2 separate regions of the Homo sapiens genome follow, and region 2 is linked to region 1. Evidence: read pairs that join two places in POLR2A ChIA-PET (ENCODE). Cell type or tissue: B cell. All regions are shown on one strand. Each heading gives the region's core, and the rest is flanking DNA. Links, peaks and the distances in the headings are about the cores only. Region 1 has its middle 12 kb from the start of IL10RA. Region 2 overlaps TMPRSS13 (transmembrane serine protease 13).

The links. Peaks named below come from ENCODE experiments on the same cell type or tissue, not always from the same donor. Only the 100,000 strongest peaks of a DNase experiment are listed, where the experiment ranks them.
Region 2: POLR2A ChIA-PET joins it to region 1 with 10 read pairs; 5 of 35 experiments call an interaction of 5 or more read pairs at or near these places.

The regions. Positions count from the first base shown.
Region 1 is chr11:117,969,945-117,979,267 of GRCh38, forward strand. No RefSeq gene overlaps it. Among named protein-coding and RNA genes, the nearest start is that of IL10RA, 12 kb to the right of the region's middle. RefSeq lists a silencer at 2,874-3,288 and an enhancer at 7,385-7,554. In B cell, for the core only: no CTCF peak of the experiment used is centred there; a DNase peak (open chromatin) is centred at 920.
Region 2 is chr11:117,902,380-117,911,702 of GRCh38, forward strand. TMPRSS13 (transmembrane serine protease 13) reads right to left here. Exons shown (of 13, transcript NM_001077263.3): 7 at 8,328-8,371; 8 at 7,427-7,589; 9 at 6,233-6,405; 10 at 3,259-3,357; 11 at 1,580-1,722; 12 at 1,276-1,428. Among named protein-coding and RNA genes, the nearest start is that of TMPRSS13, 22 kb to the right of the region's middle. RefSeq lists an enhancer at 4,935-5,435. In B cell, for the core only: no CTCF peak of the experiment used is centred there; DNase peaks (open chromatin) are centred at 2,368 and 5,022.

The sequences.
Region 1 (9,323 bases), core at 396-8,395:
AGGGCAGGGATTCATACCCTCACTTTATCATAGAAATGGAGGCTTAGAGAGGTCAAGTGATTTGCCAAGCATGGTCCAGTAAGTGAACATGCTGTCCAACTCCATCTTGGACTTTATATGGAATGGCTCAGTGGAAAAGACTGGAGCCATTCCCATTAAAAAACATCAAGTAGAGGCACCTAATAATAGTGGCCGATCAACAAAGATGCACATGAAACTGTTGGTCAAAACAGCACATTCTTCCCAAAGCTGGAGCACTTAGGAAGATGAGAATGTCTAGTGTTAACCAAGGAAGGTTCTCCATAAGCAGTGTTGAGTATTCTGCAGAAGGGGGGAAGAGAAGGCACAAAGAAGGCCAAATAGCTGCACACTCCCAGGACTGTGTCCCCACTCTCTGACTGCCATCTCCTAGAGAGCTTGCCTGGCTGGGGTCCCCATACAGAAATCATCTGGTGGCCTGTGCAAGGAAACAGCCAACCTCAGAGTTCTATTCCCACTCAGACATGTCTCTGCGGGTTGCCAGCATATGGCCCACTGCCTAGCACACAGTGGGTGCACACTAAATGTCTGTTGACTGGAATTAGCTGATAAATGTTTGCTGACTGAGGCACAGACAGGTGAAGTCACTCTTCCAATATTACACAGCCAGTAAGTAGCAGAAGTGAGATTCAACCCAAGTCAACAGACTATTCAGCACTTAACCCTCTCTGTTTTCCCCTCCACCATACAGCCTCTTGCCCCAAGGACCAGAATAATGTTGTTTCCTCATCCTATTCCTTCTCATTCCCAACACAATGTGTGCCACACGGTAGGCTCATAAGAAGTTTTTGTTGACTGAAGCTTAGCGGTCTGCCCCAACACTGAGCCTGGGGAGTTTCCTTATTAAACCACAAGCCACACTGAGCAGGAAGTGGAGGGATGGGCCTGAGTCAGGAATAGGAGGAAGAGGCCCTGGATACAGAGCAGTAGCCAAGGGTGAGGACTGGGGTAGAGGGTGGGGAGGAGGCACACCACAATAGTCTCCACACAATCTTTGAAACCCCACCCGCCACCCCAGGCCACCCCAAGCCCTGCACAACCTGCCAGAGCCAGCCATACCTCCGTTCTGCCATCTGTCCCCTCCACCTGGAAGTCTCTTCCTTCCCTCTTTGAAGGGAAGGTTACCCCAACTCATGCAGATTTAAGGGTACTTCCTCCTGGAAGCTTTCTTGGCCTCCTTACCAGGTAAAACCCCAAATACAGGCTCTCATGGCACTTACCACAGTCGCAACTCTGCGTTTTATTTGAGTGACTATTTGATTCACATCCATCTCTCCTTCTAAACCGCAAGCTCCTGGGGGGCTCTCCTTTGCTCACCGTGTATTCCCAGCATCCTGCACACTGCCTTGCACTGAGGAAATAGCCAGTGACCCTGTGTCGAATAGGGAATGACTGAATGAATATAGAGATGAATGTTGAAACTGGAACACTCTCTGTGGTAGGATGAAAATGGCCCCCAAAAGATATCCAGACCTAATCCCTTGAACCTGTGAGTGTTACTTTATATGGGAACAGTGTCTTTGTATATTGGGTCTTGAGATGGGGAGGTTATCCTAGATGATCAAAGTGAGCCCTAAATGCAATTGCATTGGAGCTCTTAAGAAATTTTTGGTATAAAAAAGAGGCAGGGAAAGATTTCACTCTCACACACACACACACGCACACACGAAGGCTAGCCACCAGGAGCCAAAAGAGGCAAGGAACACATTCCTTCCTAGAAAATTCCAGCCCTGCCAGTACCTTGATTGCAGCCCAATGAAACTGATTTCAGACCCTCCAGAACCAGGAGAGAATTCATTCCGTCATCTTAAGCCACCCAGTGTGTGATAATTTGATATAGCCTTGGGAAACAAATACACCTGACCTCCAAAACCCTCCTCACCCTGACCCCCAAAACCCTCCTGCCTTCTCCGTGTCTAAGCACGTCAGATTTATGGGGGATGGAATAATCTAGAATAATCTGAAATAATTTTAAAAGGAAAAAAGAAAAGGGGATCAAGAAGAAAGAGAGGAGAGGGTGAGTGTAAGGAGGGCTAAAGCCCGAGTGTGCAGGGGGATCATAATTTACTCAGAAGCTGCAGGAAGAAGAGCCCTATGTCCATGCCTCTCTCGACTCTCCTCCAGGGAATGTTCTCCACAAGTGGGGGAGGCTGAGAGTTCTCGAGTTCCCTGTCTGTCTCTCTGTCTGTCAGCCAGTAGCCATGAGCCCCATGAAGGAGCCATCCCTCACTTAGGTGGGCCTCACTCACTGGGCGCCAACCCCTCCCACACCGGCCGGGCACGCCCTTACCTGGAGGCCTGGCACTTGCTGTTCCCTTTGCCCACAACACCCTTCGTTCAGATATCCACACGGTTCATTCCTCACATCCCTTGGGTCCTCATTCTAATGTCACCTACTGGGGGAGGCCTGCTGCCCACTCTATTTAAAATGGAGGTGGAGGCCAGGCGCAGTGGCTCACGCCTGTAATCTCAACATTTTGGGAGGCTGAGGCAGGTGGATCGCTTGAGCTCAGGAGTTCAAGACCAGTTCGGGCAACATAGGGAGACCCTGTCTCTATAAAAACCTAAAGAAAAAAAGGAAAAAAAATGGAGGTGGGGGAGGGAAAAGGAAAAAAGGAAAACAAAAAGGCAGCCCTCCCTCCCTACTCCCTAAACCCCTTTCTTACTTTATTGTTCTCGGTGGCGCGTATCACTGTCTGACATGCTACACATTTCTCTCATGTATTGACTCTTGGTGTCCGTCTCCTCCTGCTGCAATGAACACTCCATGTGGCAGGAGTTTTGTTTGCTTTGTCTGCCTCGAATGAAGCCTGGTATGTGGCAGGAAATCAACAGCTATTGAAGAATAAACACTCTCAGAGGGCATTTCTCCAGGAAGATGGAGGCGCTGGGGTGAGCAGATGGGAGCGGGATGATAAAGTCTCTGCTTCAGAAGCCACCAGCCCAGCCACGTCTTCTGCAGATCCTCTGTGCCAAATGCAAACCCTGTCAAGGCATTTCTTACACTTTCTAGTAATTTTCATTCCCACAGACCCCACCCCTGGCTGCCTTGGGCTGTGAGCCTCCCACAGGGGGAATTGGCAGCACCCAAACACCTGCCAGTAGTCCCCAAAGTTGGTTCTTTCCCTGGCAGCCTTCCAACTGGACCTACTGCTGGAATTGTCCCACTTACTGCTTTTTGTCTGTGGCTGGTGTGCGTGGGGCTGGCAGGAGCAGTCAACAGGAATAGTTAGAGTCAGACCTGGGCTTACAAGCCAGCTGTACCACTTATGGAGTTACCTTGGGAAAAGCATATAACCTTTCTAAGACTCAGTTTCCTCCTCTGTAAAGTGGGAAGAGAAGACCTATCTCACATAGAATCAGAGGAAGTACATAGTAGCAAATTGCCCAGCACAACAATAAACCTTAGATTTCCTTTCCCCCACTCTTTCTAACTAAACATCCTCCAAGACAAACATAGTATCCTTTCTGTTTTTGTCCCCAGGTGCTTAGCACAGTGCCTGACACAGGGACTACTCAATGAATGTTTGCAGATTTGAGCTACTGACCCAAGAAGAAGGTGTGGCAGTTATGAACTTTGTCACCAAATTGGGATCTCAGAAGAACTGTGCAACTGACTTATGCTTTAGTATGTGGTGACCACAGTTGGCCTAGGGAGAAGAATTGAGTGGAGAGGGGGAAGTAATCTTGAGTCTGGGGCTTAAGAAAGTGGTGTAATAGCAAGAGGCTGTGACCAACCGCCATAAGTATCTCGCTTTGTGGGTGGACAGGAGGCCTCTCCTGGGACCAGTGGATGGGTGAGCACCCAGTAATCACAAGGAAACCCTTCTGTTAATGTATACGTATAGACACACGTAGTGACTGCTTACCAGAATTTCATGAATCTCAGCATCTATTTACTTCAGCTTTCCAACATTAGGCTGAGAATTTATTTCTACAATGTGCAACAATAAACATGAGTCACCTCTTTGAAACTTCATACTGTGCACCAAGTGTTGATCAAAACTGTGTATATTTCTGAATACGTATTTACTTAAATAACTTGTATGGGTTTTGAACACATTTATTAATTAAAGTTAAAAAAAATTTTTTTTGAGACAGAGTTTCACTCGTTGCCCAGGCTGGAGTGCAATGGCGCAATCTCAGCTCACTACAATCTCCGCCTCCTGGGTTCAAGCAATTCTCCTGCCTCAGCCTCTTAAGTAGCTGCGATTACAGGCATGTGCCACCATGCCCAGCTAATTTTTTTTTTTTTTGTAATTAGTAGATACGGGGTTTCACGATGTTGGTCAGGCTGGTCTTGAACTCCTGACCTCATATGATCCACCCGCCTTGGCCTCCCAAAGTGGGATCACAGGTGTGAGCCACCGCACCTGGCTAGTTTAAAATTTTTAAAAATGTGAAGATGACCTCACCATATACAAGAACTCAAAGAATGCTCAGAAGAAATGCTAATTTTTTTCATGGTCCTGGTAATTTTCCACTGGAATTTTGGGGTGTCCTGAAAAGAGAGGCTGGGGTAGGACAGAGGGACAGGTTAGTGAAGACAGAAAGGGGGTTGGCTGCGGACTATCAGAGATACCAGCAGGACCTCCCCCACCAATATCACCCAAATGTTGGCCTGTTTAAAAGAGTTTGGAAAAGGAGGTGAGAAGAACATCACCTGTCTTGTTCTTCTGTCCCAAAAGGTCAGATCGCCACAGAATGAATGTGGGGGCGAGGTATGAACCCGCTATGCTCTTGAGATAGCTCTTCCTCTCTGACTTTCGTTTTCTTATAAATTATAAAACTTCACAACTCCTTAGGACTGCAGAGCTTCTCTTTTCATGCCCCACTCCCACACATCCTCTGCTGGGCACTTGTACATGCTCACCATTTGTCATCCCTGGCTGGCCTCCAGTTACCATTTCTTTTCTTTTCTTTTTTTTTTTTTTGAGACGGAGTCTCGCTCTGTCACCCAGGCTGGAGTGCAGTGGAGCGATCTCCGCTCACTGCAAGCTCTGCCTCCCGGGTTCACACCATTCTCCTTCCTCAGCCTCCCGAATAACTGGGACTACAGGTGCCCACCACCACGCCCGGCTAATTTTTTGTATTTTTAGTAGAGACGGGGTTTCATTGTGTTAGCCAGGATGGTCTTGATCTCCTGACCTCGTGCTCCACCTGCCTCAGCCTCCCAAAGTGCTGGGATTACAGGCGTGAGCCAGGCACCTGGCCACCATTTCTATTTTTTTTTTTTTTTTTTTTGAGACAGAGAGTCTCGCTCTGTCGCCCAGGCTGGAGTGCAGTGGCGCGATCTCAGCTCACTGCAAGCTCCGCCTCCCGGGTTCACGCCATTCTCCTGCCTCAGCCTCCCAAATAGCTGAGACTACAGGTGCACGCCACCACGCCTAGCTAATTATTTTTTTTTGTATTTTTGGTAGAGATGGGATTTCACTATATTAGCCAGGATGGTCTCCATCTCCTGACCTCGTGATTTGCCTGCCTCGGTCTCCCAAAGTGCTGGGGTTACAGGCGTGAGCCACCACGCCCAGCCCACCATTTCTTACATTTGTCATTAATTATGTGAAAGAGGAAAGACTGTACTTCCAGTGTGTCCTGGGAAGAGTGGTGGAATGGAAACATGTAGGTAGATGACAGGAGCCCCCTGAAAGGATTCTAGGGTTCCATGGGGGGCAGGGAGACCCCCTGGAGCCTGGGGGACAGGGAGAAGAGGCTTCCCACTGTGAGCTGCTCAAGACATGTTTGGCCCAGCAGTGAACAGAAAGGAAACCCAATTTATAGGAAAAATGACAGCAGTACTAATATCCACAAGTATATAACACTTTAGAGTTTACAGAACACTTTAGATCTAAGCTGTTTCTTCTCATATCATAATGAAGTTACCTATTGAAGTCTAAACACCCTAAAAGCGCATGAGTCTGATAAGGCCAGTGTCTTACTAATTTTTGGATCCTACCATGCCTAGGCAAGTGTACTTAACAAATGTTTGCTTGCATTCATCCTCTCAACAACCCTGACAGGTTGGAAGAAGTGGTATTATCCTCGTTTTTTAGCTAAGAAATCCGAGACCTGGGGAATTCATGACTTACCCAAAGTCACGGATGGCAACTGACAGACCTGGGGCTTGAACCTCAGGCTTAGGTCTTCCCATTGAGCACTCGGGCTGCTGCCAGAGACAGGGGAGAATATAGAGCTTTAAATCCTTGAAGCAAAGGAGCTGTAATTCAAGGATTTACAAGACATTTCTGCATGACAGAGGAGTGATTAGGATTTGTCTTCACATGGGAGTCTCCCTGTATTGGGTGAACCTTCTTAGTCTTGTCAATATAAAGTACATGCATACCCATTGTTCTGGAAGACATCCTAGACATCTGTGATGGGTCCGAGACAGAGTCCTCAGACTGAAGTGTTACTGGTTTCATTTAGCAATGTCAGTGGAGTATCTCCTTAGCAGAACCATGCCCCTGAGGAATTACAGAATTTGTTTCCCAAAGTCTCAATTTAGGCTGTCCCATGGCTGAAAATCATTATCCTTTGTCCAGTCATTGTTCACTGCAGGGCAGGAGCCCAGACAACCGCAGGAAGAGCAGGCAGACCAAGTCTCTTCCCTTCCGGGCAGGAATGACCGAGGTAAGGCCCTGGATTGGGCCTGATTTGTCATTATCTGGGCCACACGGCTGCTGGCCCACCTGCAGGGTTATTTAAGGCCAAGGCAGGCTTAAGGCAACTAGCCCTATGTGAGCCATTGGAGCCAGGTTGTACCTTCAGGATAGGTCTAGGAATTTCTCTTGAAAGATATTGATGTTCTTGCTGTGAATCATCTTGAGGCAAAAAGTTAAAAACAAAACAAAACAAGGTGGTCTTTGGGCAGGAAGAGGAAGGCCTCTGCTCTCTTTATGGGCAAGGAGGGTGTTCAGAGAGGCCTAGAGACTTCCAAAGGCAAGAAGTTCACTGGCCTCTCCCTGCCACCAACATTGCCAGAAGCTTAAGGAGGGTTTGCAAAATGCAGCTGAACTGGTGGGTGCTCTGAAACTACTGCTTTGAGCAGTTGTAACAGACTATCTCTTTGGTACTTTTGTTATTTGAGAGCTTCCAATAGCATTTTTTCAAAGATGCTGGGCCTGTGTCCGTACTTCAAACAAACAGCTGCAGCTCAGAGGCCACCACCGTGAGACGCTCAGAGGTGAGGTGCAAGCCCTCTAGGATGGCTCTGGGATTGGAAACCCAAGAGCAGATGGACTTCCTGCATTTGTGGGATGGGAGTTCAAACTGTTGTTATTTTAGAATTAAGGGGAAATGACACCCTTAAAAACTGGAGAAGTCAAGGCCATCTGGGCTGCAGAAGGAAGACACGACTGTGTCTTGAAATGACACGAGATATTTCTGTCAATGTTCTGTTCTTCACTTCTTGCATCCCAAGTTCACAAAGCAATGACAATGGACTAAGTTCATGGACCAGGTCCACAGCCTTCCTGACGAGGTGATTTTCTTAAAATAATTCTGGGGGAGGGAGGTGTCCCAAGTACAACCAAAGGCCCAGTTGTCCCAAGATGGTGTGGTGGGCCTCAGCACAACATACAACCCAGAGTGAGGCCAAACACATCCAGGCCATGAAAGAAAGGGGCTAGATCCCTCTAGTCAGCGTGCTTTTTGCTGAATGTTTCTACAGACCTCACTCCCTCTTGTGTCCGGAATTGGTGGGTTCTTGGTCTCACTGACTTCAAGAATGAAGCTGCGGACCCTCGCGGTGAGTGTTACAGCTTTTAAGGTGGCGCGTCTGGAGTCTGTCCCTTTTGATGCTCAGATGTGTTCGGAGTTTCTTCCTTCTGATGGGTTCGTGGTCTCGCTGGCTCAGGAGTGAAGCTGCAGAGCTTTGCGGAGAGTGTTACAGCTCTTAAGGCAGCGCATCTGGAGTTGTTCGTTCCTCCTGGTGGGCTTGTGGTCTCACTGGGCTCAGGAGTGAAGCTGCAGATCTTCGCGGTGTTACAGCTCATAAAAGCAGCGCGGACCCAAAGAGTCAGCAGTAGCAAGACTTATTGCAAAGAGCGAAAGAACAAAGCTTCCACAGGGTGGAAGGGGACCCGAGCGGGTTGCCAACGCTGGCTCGGGCAGCCTGCTTTTATTCTCTTATCTGGCCCCACCCACATCCTGCTGATGGGTAGAGCCAAGTGGCCTGTTTTGACAGGGTGCTGATTGGTAAATTTACAATCCCTGAGCTAGATACAAATGTTCTTCACGTCCCCATCAGATTAGTTAGATACAGAGTATGGACACAAAGGTTCTCCAAGGCCCCACCAGAGCAGCTAGATACAGAGTGTCGATTGGTGCACTCACAAACCTTGAGCTAAACACAGGGGTGCTGATTGGTGTGTTTACAAACCTTGAGCTAAACATAAAGACTCTCCGCGTCCCCACCAGACTCAGGAGCCCAGCTGGCTTCACCTAATGGATCCCGCACCGGGGCTTCAGGTGGAGCTGCCTGCCAGTCCTGCGCCGTGCGCTCGCATTCCTCAGCCCTTGGGTGGTCGATGGGACTGGGCGCCTTGGAGCAGGGGGTGGTGCTCCACGGGGAGGCTCGGGCCTCAGAGGAGCCCATGGAGTGGGTGGGTGGCTCAGGCATGGCGGGCTGCAGGTCCCGAGCCCTGCCCCGCGGGAAGGCAGCTAAGGCCCGGCAAGAAATCGAGCACAGCGCCGGTGGGCCGGCACTGCTGGGGGACCCAGTACACCCTCCGCAGCCACTGGCCCGGGTGCTAAGTCCCTCATTGCCCGGGGCCAGCAGGGCTGGCTGGCTGTTCCGAGTGCGGGGCCCGCCAAGCCCACGCCCACCCGGAACTCCAGCTGGCCCGCAAGCGCCGCACGCAGCCCCGGTTGCCGCTGGAGCCTCTCCCTCCACACCTCCCTGCAAGCTGAGGGAGTGGGCTCCAGCCTTGGCCAACCCAGAAAGGGGCTCCCACAGTGCAGTGGGGGGGCTGAAGGGCTCCTCAAATGCCGCCAAAGTGGGAGCCCAGGCAGGGGAGGTGCCGAGAGCAAGCGAGGGCTCTGAGGACTGCCAGCAGGCTGTCACCTCTCACTCTCACTTGAGAAGCCATTATCAGTTACCAGAACACTTTGTGTCTGGCTTTACAACAGCCCAGATTCCAATCTTGCCAACAGCTAATAGAGCCAAAGGGACCGGTTCCAGGGTGCACGACTGGTAGTGACCAAGCTGGGGCTAGAAGTAGGTCTGTTGGTTTTGAGGTAACCAGGCTCCTCCCACCTAAGGCAATGACCAAGAACAGTGTCCC
Region 2 (9,323 bases), core at 578-8,577, 67 kb before region 1:
CTCTCCAAGGAGGGAGAGCAAAGGGAAAGGATGGATGCAGGATTGGAGGGCCTCTCTGCACTAGATTTCTGGAGCCTTTTCTGCTCCCCCTATCTGAGCCCTCCCCTGTTCCCCAGGCAGAGAAGGGGAGGGCTGGCAGAGCACCCCCTGCTTTACAGCTAAAGGCTGAAGGCCCAGAGAAGGCAGGGTCTCAACTAGGTCAGCAGAGTTGCAGGCAGATCCCTGTTTCCTGACACCGAAATTCCTGCCGTGGAGGGAGGCCTCCCATCACTCCACTGCCAGCGGCCTGTGTGAACTCACATCTCGGTCATCCCTGGGAGAGGAGAGTGGCACTGGGGCTGGCACCGAGGTGAGGCCCACCTTTTATTCTTTTCATTTATTTGTTTATTCATTCATCCTTAATTTATAACAATAAATAGTAAATACCGAGGATATTCCAGGCATTGTAAATGGCTGATTTTGATAGATTAGTCAGAGTTCTTCAGTAAGAAAAATGGAAGATGAGAGGGTGGAAGTGGGAGAGGGGACTCTCTAGGGTGGATCAAGTATTCCAAAGGCCAAGGGCAAGGTAAGGCACACACTGAAGGGTCTGTGGTTCAGTTTGACCTGAGCAATGACTTCTGAGGTTGGATATAGGTTAAAGCAAGTCAAAAAACATAAAATAACTTTTTATTATTTTATTACTTTATACTCTTTTATGATAGTAGTGAGGTTCTGATGAAATATTTTAAGTGGGAAAGGGAAAGAATGGTAGTTCTCAGGGAGCATTCTGGTGACAGCTGTGAAAGTTGTCAGAGTTAAAATGGAGTCACTTGTGTTTTTAAAAAAAGACAACAACAACAACAAAAAGAAAATCAAAAAGACTAAAACAAACAGAGCTGGGAAAGGCCATGAAGAGCGGATTCCCATGCATAAATGCTTGATAACAAAAACTATCACAAAATCCTCTGCAGAAACTGAAACGTTTTCAAAGTCCATTGCAACCTTACACAAAAAAATACTTCTGGGAGAACATCTGCCCAGCAACTGCCTGCCTGGCCTGTAGGTCCACCCTTTTTCAACCCGCTGAGCTCTGTTCTGAGGGAAGAAAAGCAGGGAAAGAAACACAGACAGCTGGGATTGACCCCAGGCATCACATTTGACCCTGTCCAGAACACCCCCCGAATATGGGGACGCTGAGGGGACCTCTGCCTACAACCTGGGTGCTCCTCCAGGGTCCCCACCTGAGGAAGTTCCCAGCCTGCTGGGTGCAGTGTCCTGCTGCAGGGATCTTACCTCCATCTTGCTGTAAATCCAGGGAAGAACTTCTGTCACTTTGGTGTACACACCAGGTTTGTTTCTCTGGCCACAGCCTGTGCCCCAGCTGGTGACACCTGCCAGGTACCAGCGGTTGTTCTGCTCACAGACAAGAGGCCCCCCGCTGTCTCCCTGCAGGGGAGAGGGGGCACATTCGCAGGATGGGACAGGTGGTCCATGAGCGGGAAAGGGTGGGGTCCCAATTCCCACATCAGCCCCAACACCCCTGCCTCCCCCATCCCCAGGGTGCTGGGACCTGAGCCCCACCCACAGGTACCCTCACCTGGCAGGAGTCTCTGCCCCCACGAAGGTCCCCAGCACACATCATCCTTGGGGTAAGGTAACTGTCATAGACCAAGTAGTCATTGCATTTCTTGAAGTCGATGAGATTGACCTGCACCTCCCGGAGGAAGGGGGATGTCTTGTCTTCAGTGAAGTGGGGTGGAGGAGACAGAGGATGGGAAGCCAGTGAGATTCTAGATAGCTTCCTGGCCGTCCAGCTGCCACCCCAAGACCCAGAATCACAGCCTCCTGGGAATGGAGGGTGCCATGCCCGTGCCTGGCTCCCACCCAAGGGAGGCCCTCTGTGGTTGGACACCCAGGACATATGGGCACACACGCCCTCACACAAGACACAGCTCACTGCACGTGAGACAGAGACATCCATGCACACAGACACACTCACAAGCCTATCAGGCTACCCGACATGTTGCACAGCACTTGCCTACGTTCAAAGCACCCTCAGATACATGGCTTTGTTTGTTTTTGGAAGCTATGTGCCCTAAAGAGAGCAGGTGGCATTAATCCATTTACCGGTGGGGAGGCCTGGTGCTGGAGAAGTGACCTGCCCACAGTCACACAGCTAGTCAGGTATGGAGACAAGAGGAGAAGTAGGCTGCACCCACATCAGTCATTGCTCTGCCTCACGGAGGGAGGGAAAAGCGGTCCTGATGCATGGAAGTGGCCTGAGTCTAACCATGGGGTCATCCTGCTCAAAGTAAGCAATCTCACAGGACAAGGCACTCTGTGATTGGGATGACATGAAAACAAGACCACTTCATCATCTTGTTTAAGGCCAGACAAAAACAAGGTCACTGTGCAAACCACAACAGTACCAGACATCCCCCTCTCCTGGCCAATATGAGTGACTGCTGCTTCCTTACCACTTAGAGCTCCTAGATAAGATTATATATATATATATATATATATATATATATATATATATATATTCTTAATTGAGACGGGTTTCACTCTGTCACCCAGGCTAGAGTGCAGTGGCATGATCATGGCTCACTGTAGCCTCAACCTCCCTGGGATCAAGTGATCCTCCTGCCTCAGCCCCTCTCATAGCTGGGACTACAGGCACACATCACCATGCCCAGCTAATTTTTCTATTTTTTGTAGAGATGGGGTTTTGCCATGATGCCCAGGCTGGTCTTGAACTCCTGGGCTCAAGAGATTCTCCCACCTTGGCCTCCCAAAGTGCTGGGACTACAGGTGTAAGCTACGGTGCCCGGCCTCTAGATAAGATTATTAAGGTTCCCAATCATAACCCCTGCTTCCTGACACCACAATTTAGAGAAAAGTCCTGCGTCTTTGAACCCTCCCCAAGCCACCTAAATCCTACGAGCATTCCCTCTCTGACACCCTCTTGCTGAGATGCTCCATGGTTCTTCATGGTGTGTTCTCTCTCTCATTGCAATGAGCAATGAACTCAACTAGTTCAACCACAGCAGTTTTCCAGGTGGTCTTGATTGGAGGGCATTGTCACAGTGACTGCACCGGCATATACTCAGGTGTCTATACACACATAATCACACCCAGGCCCATGAATCCGTATACCCAAACGCTCATCGACATAGGCCTTCATCTGTATACCCAGACACATTGCTTACACACGCACATGTATACACACACATGCACATGAATACATACACACAACCAAGCATCTTTGCCTCTTACCATCTGTCTCCCTGGTCTTGCCAAAGCCTGTGATCCAGCAGGTCTCATTGAGGCTAAAGGTCTGTCCATGCATGGGGAGGCAAGCAGGGTGGATGTGAGCTGCAACAAGACCTCCAGACGTCAGTGAAGGAACAAGGCTGAGACTTTCAGTAGGGGGAGGGAGAAGGAGCACAACCACTCTGGGGGCAAGGAGGGGTCTCCTAGAACATTAATCCTTGACTCTAGAGTCCTGGATCTGAATCCTCCAGAGCCTTGGACTGACCAGACATGAAACTCGATCACTTTATCATAACCCACCAGCATTTGGGGGCTACCAGAGTCCTCAAAGCCGTTCTGATTTCAGTGGTTGCCCTGTGGTCAGATGCGTAAGCCTTGGAAGCTCCCTTGTACAAGCCGATACTGGGCAGCTGAGGGTCTCTCCCTACTGAGAGGGTCTCTCCTGGTGGAGCCTCTTCCATGTCTTTCCATTAGAACAAGGAACAGCAGCAGGCTAAGACCCAGATATTATGACCATGGCATCTCAGCGGTATGTCCAGCCTGGTCTGGCGAGGGTACCCACTGGTTGTCCAGAGCCTGTGGCTCTCCTTTTAAATGTTTTCCCAGCACAAGGTAAGAAATCTCTCCAAACAGGAAACACATTCCTAGAGACACAGACCACAGAATTCCTGCTAACTTGATCCCACATTCAGAAATATTATATTTAGAAGTCACTGTTATATATCACTTCATAAGCTCTGAGGACTGGTGTCCCTAGGGGGACCAGGGCATTGACCAACACATCTGAGTTTGCAGGAGGAAAATATTAGTTAATAGAATGTTTGCAGTATTCTCAACCCTTTGTTATATTCACTGCAGTATTCTGCACCTAAGATAATGCCTGTCACATATTAAGTGCTCAATAAATGTTTAAAAAGATAGAGACAAGGCAGGAAGCGTAGATGGGAAGGATGATTTTAAATTCTTCTCCCATAAATTGGAATTAGGCTTTAAACATTGGTGTCTACCTCACTTTTGTCTGCTAGAGAGTAAACAAAAAATAGATGAAGGAATAGCATGCATTATTAACAAAAATGCAGCATAGGATTTTTTTTCTATGCCCCTTTTTGAGATGTAAAGTTTTAAAAACATGTAACACTGTTACATGATCCATCGTTAGATATTTCACTGTTTTTTATGGGGGAATTAAATTTACCAGTGAACTTTCACAAGCAAAAGTACTGTGACTTCTAGTGCTCCACCTGCCAAATGAGTTTAAGAAAATCAGTCCTGATTTCTAAACCAAAAATCAGGGCACATGTTCTGGCCACAGGACTACATACATCTGAGCTGTGATTCTCAGACTAAGGGTCTGCTTCCTGCCCAAAAGCCTATTGGAGCCTGGAGGGAGACTATTACGTTTGAAAAGCATACGCAATGTGAGAATAGCTTTCATTCGCTTTTAGAAATTATTTAGTTTTGGAATTCCAAATAATATTAAGGGGTGGAGGGTGGGTGGGAGGTAAGATTTGGATGTTTAGCCAAATACAGCCTGGGTTTGACAAGGTGAGAAGGCCTGCTCTGGTCCTGCAGTCTGTGCCCTTCTTGTGTGCTGAGCGGCAGGGCAGGAGGTAGCGGGCATCCCTCACCTCAGCCCTGGACTCCACAGACAAGGATGGAGTTTCAGAAAGGCTGGTGGGCGTGTCGTGTCGTGTCGGGGCGTGGCTACGAGTGGGTGTGACGCTGCGTGGGCGTGGTTCTGGGCTAGCGCTGCCCAACCGAGCTCTACCCAGGGATCCTCCTCCTCACCCCACTCTGATGATCTAACTGCTCTGACTCATGATAGACACCGCCTCCATAATTAATGTGCGAGGAAACACCAGCTCACAGGCTCAGAGCACGAGAATGGCTGGACTAACCAGAGAGTCCTCCGAGGCTTCCAGAAATCCCGGTACTCCTCCTCCCTCTCCCACCTTTACAGATGCTTATGCCAGAGGGCTCTGGCTCCATTCTTCAGGGTCCTCCCTGAGCCCCCATTACCTGTCTTCTCCAATCTTTTCGGGACCCACCTTGGCTATCCTTCCTCTGCTGAGCTTCCCCTAGCCTGCCAGGATGATTAGTTGCTCCCGCCTATGCCACCATAGCTCCCTGCTCCCCGAAAACATCGTATAATTGGCCTCTACTGGTCGTCTTGGTGTATTTTATTTCTATTTGCAACTGTACTATAGGGCTGGCCATATAGTATTTGATAAGTGAACAAATGAGTGAATGGATGAATGATGAGTGAATGAATGAATGAATGAATGAAGTCTTCTTTGACGTCCCCTGTCCACAGTGATCTTCTGAGAACCTCTGCAGCATTTCCTTTGTGTAGCCTCCTTTGGTCCTTAGCAACAACGTTGTAGCAATTAGTTGTTTGAATGTGTACTCAGCTTAAGTTCTCGACTGCAGGGTAAGCAATTTGCCAGTCTAGAGCCAGGTGGGGAGAGCACTGCTTGGGAATCAGATCGACCTGGTTCCAATCCCAGAGCTACCACCTATTACTTGTGGCCTCAGGTAATTATCTCTCTGTAAAGCTCCATTTCCTCATATGTCAAATGAAGTTAATAATAGTGCCTGCTCCACAGGGTTGGTTGTGAAGAGTAAATGAAATCATATGTGTGAAATGCCTACCATAGCGTTTGGCCCCTAGGTGCTCAGTTAATACCAGTGAAAGAATTCAATCTATTGATTAAGATCAGTACCCAAGCCCTGACTCCGTCATCAATTTGTAATGTGAGATGTGTCATTTGGAGCAAACTTATTTATAACCCTTGGGCTTCAGTTTCCCTAATTATAAAACAGAAGTGTTCCATGTAAGGATCTTTAAGAGTCTTTGACTTCTGCCCTGCAGAAGCTTTGGGGCCCGGATATGAGTTGACAGATGCTGACAAGTGCGAGGGCTGCAGAGGGTGCTGGGGCTGGGGGGCAGGAGAGCGGGGAGTGCAGATTCCCTCACCGGACAGGGTCAGGGGCTTGGACAGCCGCATGAGGGCGATGTCATAGTCGTCCTCCTCATCGGTGTAATTGCTGTTGATGATGATCTCGGCAATGGAGGCTGCCTCAGGCAACTGGTGCAGGTTGCTGGTGCCCGCGTACACCTTCCAGCCCTCCAGGACCTTCTCCCGGGTCCTGCAAGAGCCACAAAGGAGCGTGGTCCAGTACCTGCCTGGCAGCGTTCACTGGCAGCCCCTGCTACCTACAGGGAGCCACAGTCAGAGCACCAGCTTGGAGGCAGGAGGATGGATAAAATGACCTCTGGAGGGAACCCTCTATCTTATCCCTGGAGTCCAAAGCAATCCCCCACAGCCCCTCAAAAATTATGAGCTTGCAGCTCTGCACCTTACAGTAATAAAGAGGGAAGGATGAGTAAGACCTCTGTGTGGCACTCCCCCCCCACTATCTCCTCTGCAAGTCACCAAGGATCAAATAGGAGACTTTGACTTCTGCCATGCTGAAACTCTGGGGCCTCGATATGAACTGACAGATGCTGACAAGTCACAGGGCTGCAGAAGGTGCTGGGACTAGGGATGGGGACACAGATTCACTCACCAGACAGGGTCAAGGGCTTGTACTGATAAGATCTCAGTATTATTACCCTCAGCAAATTCAGACAGGACAAAGTAACACACTGAACTCATTACTAGGGAGGCCAGTGCCCCTGAGGCCTGGTCCCAGAGCTCTTTCCTGCCCACCAGCCTGGGCTGTGGGCCCCCAAAGACAATAGACCAGCTGGTGACCGTTAGCAGCTGATACAGTGCCCTGCCTGCAATCCCTAACCCTCAATTTCTGGGATAACTAGGGGCTCCTCTGCTATGAGTTCCATTTGCAGGAAGCAGCAACAAACCCAACGCCTTTTTCATTTCACCCTGTTCTTCAGGGGCAGGCTCCCAGTCCCTCTTCCTGCCTGCCTCTCTCCCCCTTGGGGCCGTCAATGGGACTTTCTCATCCTTGGGCCTAGCTCGGAACAAACACCCCCGACCCACACTCTCAGGACCAGGTGAACACCCAAGCTACACCAGTGCCAACTGGCCCATGGGGGCTGGACTCACACCCAGAATCCTCCTCCACGAAGAAGTCAGTCTGCAGCCAGCCCTTCCTGGTGGTTCCCGACCCTGGGCAGTGTCAAATCACCTGCCTCTCAGGCACTTACACGAAGAAGCAGTGGGCGGCAGTGAGCACCCACTGGGCGTCAATGAGCGTGCCTCCACAGATGTGGGTGGTGCCGAAGTGCAGACTCACTTGCCAAGGCCACTTGCTATCCGAGGCCAGCGCCCCTCCCACGATCCGCCCGGTCATGGCCCTCAGTCCGCAGTCTGGAGGGAAGGAGTAGACGTACTGTGAACCCTGTTTCTCCCAGGGTTCTTTCCGAGCTCCTGATCAGGATGCCTCTGCTGTGCTCCCAGGGCCAGGACAGGCTCAGGCAGCCCCATCCTGAAGGGCACCCACCCTTCCATGGACGGGCTTTGCTCCCTTATCTGCTACACACAGCAGTTTCTGTGAGAGCAGAGCCACCACATGGTGGGGTGGCTTTCTGGGATCATTCCGCGGAAAGTTTGACCCCAGGCAGGTTCCTCTTTCTTCTCCTTCACTCATTCTTTCATTGACTTGACAAATCCTTTTGGAGTGTCCCAAGCTTTGGGCACTGTGTTGGGCATTGGGGTCATGATGGTAAGTCCCAGGACTGCCATTAGGTGCACAGGAATGCAGACCAGTTCTAATGTGACCCTGAATTGACAAGCATTATAATGAGGGTCTCTATTGTTTCTAAACATAGGAAGAATACACTTCCCCTGATGCACAGAAGACTCAGACAGCTTCCTTGGAATAAAAGGTTGCTGGGCTGAGCCCCTACCAGAGTCAGGAGAAGGGGAAATGTTACCCTGGGTGTACCGGTGCCTTACAGGGACTCCAGCCCTGAAGCAGGCCTGCTGGCTAAGACACTGTTCCTGACTTGAACCCCTGTGCCAAACACCTCCCTTGGAGGAGTGCTGCCCCTCTGCCCTTTACTCCCACACGACACTGGCCACAATCCAAGAAGAAGAACATCTTACGGGAACACTGGAGAGAGATATACCGCTGGGAAGGGCATTCAGACCTGCAGGGGGAGACACAGAAAGTGGGAAAAGGGCACATTAGCTACCTCCTCCAGGAAGCCTTCCTGATTGACTCCTGCTCAGTTCCTATCCTGTTTCCAAGGAAGCTACCCTTTGTACAGGAAGCAGGAGATTCTGAGCTTCCCCTTTCCCCATGTGACATTGTCCCTTCCAGTGCTTTGTCCAGAATCGGAGTGGCTCAGTGCAAACCATCTCCACTCTCATCCCCTCAACTAGTTTCCTTGTGGCACATTGCAGACATTGGCCCAGATCCATGTTCTTCGAACTTAGGACTTCATTGTCGCAGCATCTTTTCACAACTAAACAGGTGGTCTGGTGCTCCTCTGACACAGTTCCTCAACGCAGATGCAGAAACCACGCAGCACAGAGCTGGCATCCAGCTGCAGCAAATTCACATCCCTTCCCTCACCATTACTTCTCTTGGAGCCTGGCTTCTTCTCTCCCCTCCGTAGGGCAAACAATGCTAGCTGGCAGAGACCCCAAACCTCTGATGCTTCCAACGTGGCCCTCCCTGTCCCTGATGCCTGCACCTGGCGGTCCCCTACTGCTGCCTGTCTACCCTGTCCCCTAACTGCACTGGTGGAGAGAGCAGAGAATGGGCCGAGTAGAGGAGCGGCATGTGCAAAGTGTCATGCCAGGGTGTCAGTGGTGCTTCTCCCCCACCAATCCAGGTCCACTCCCTGCAGCAGCTCTCAGTCCAAACACCTGGCCGACTGGTGGTCCCAAGGTTCATGAATTGCCTCTGACGACCTGATAAACTCTCAGGGGCACCCCTGGTCTCCAGTTGTCCTCAGCACCGAGCCTCAGATAAGAATTCTTAAGTCAGAAGGCAGTTTGGTGAATAAGGACTATTTCCAAGATGCCCCTGAACACTCATGGTGGACTCCTGGAGGCTGGATACTAGAAAAGCCAGTGAAGGGGGCTCCCTGACTC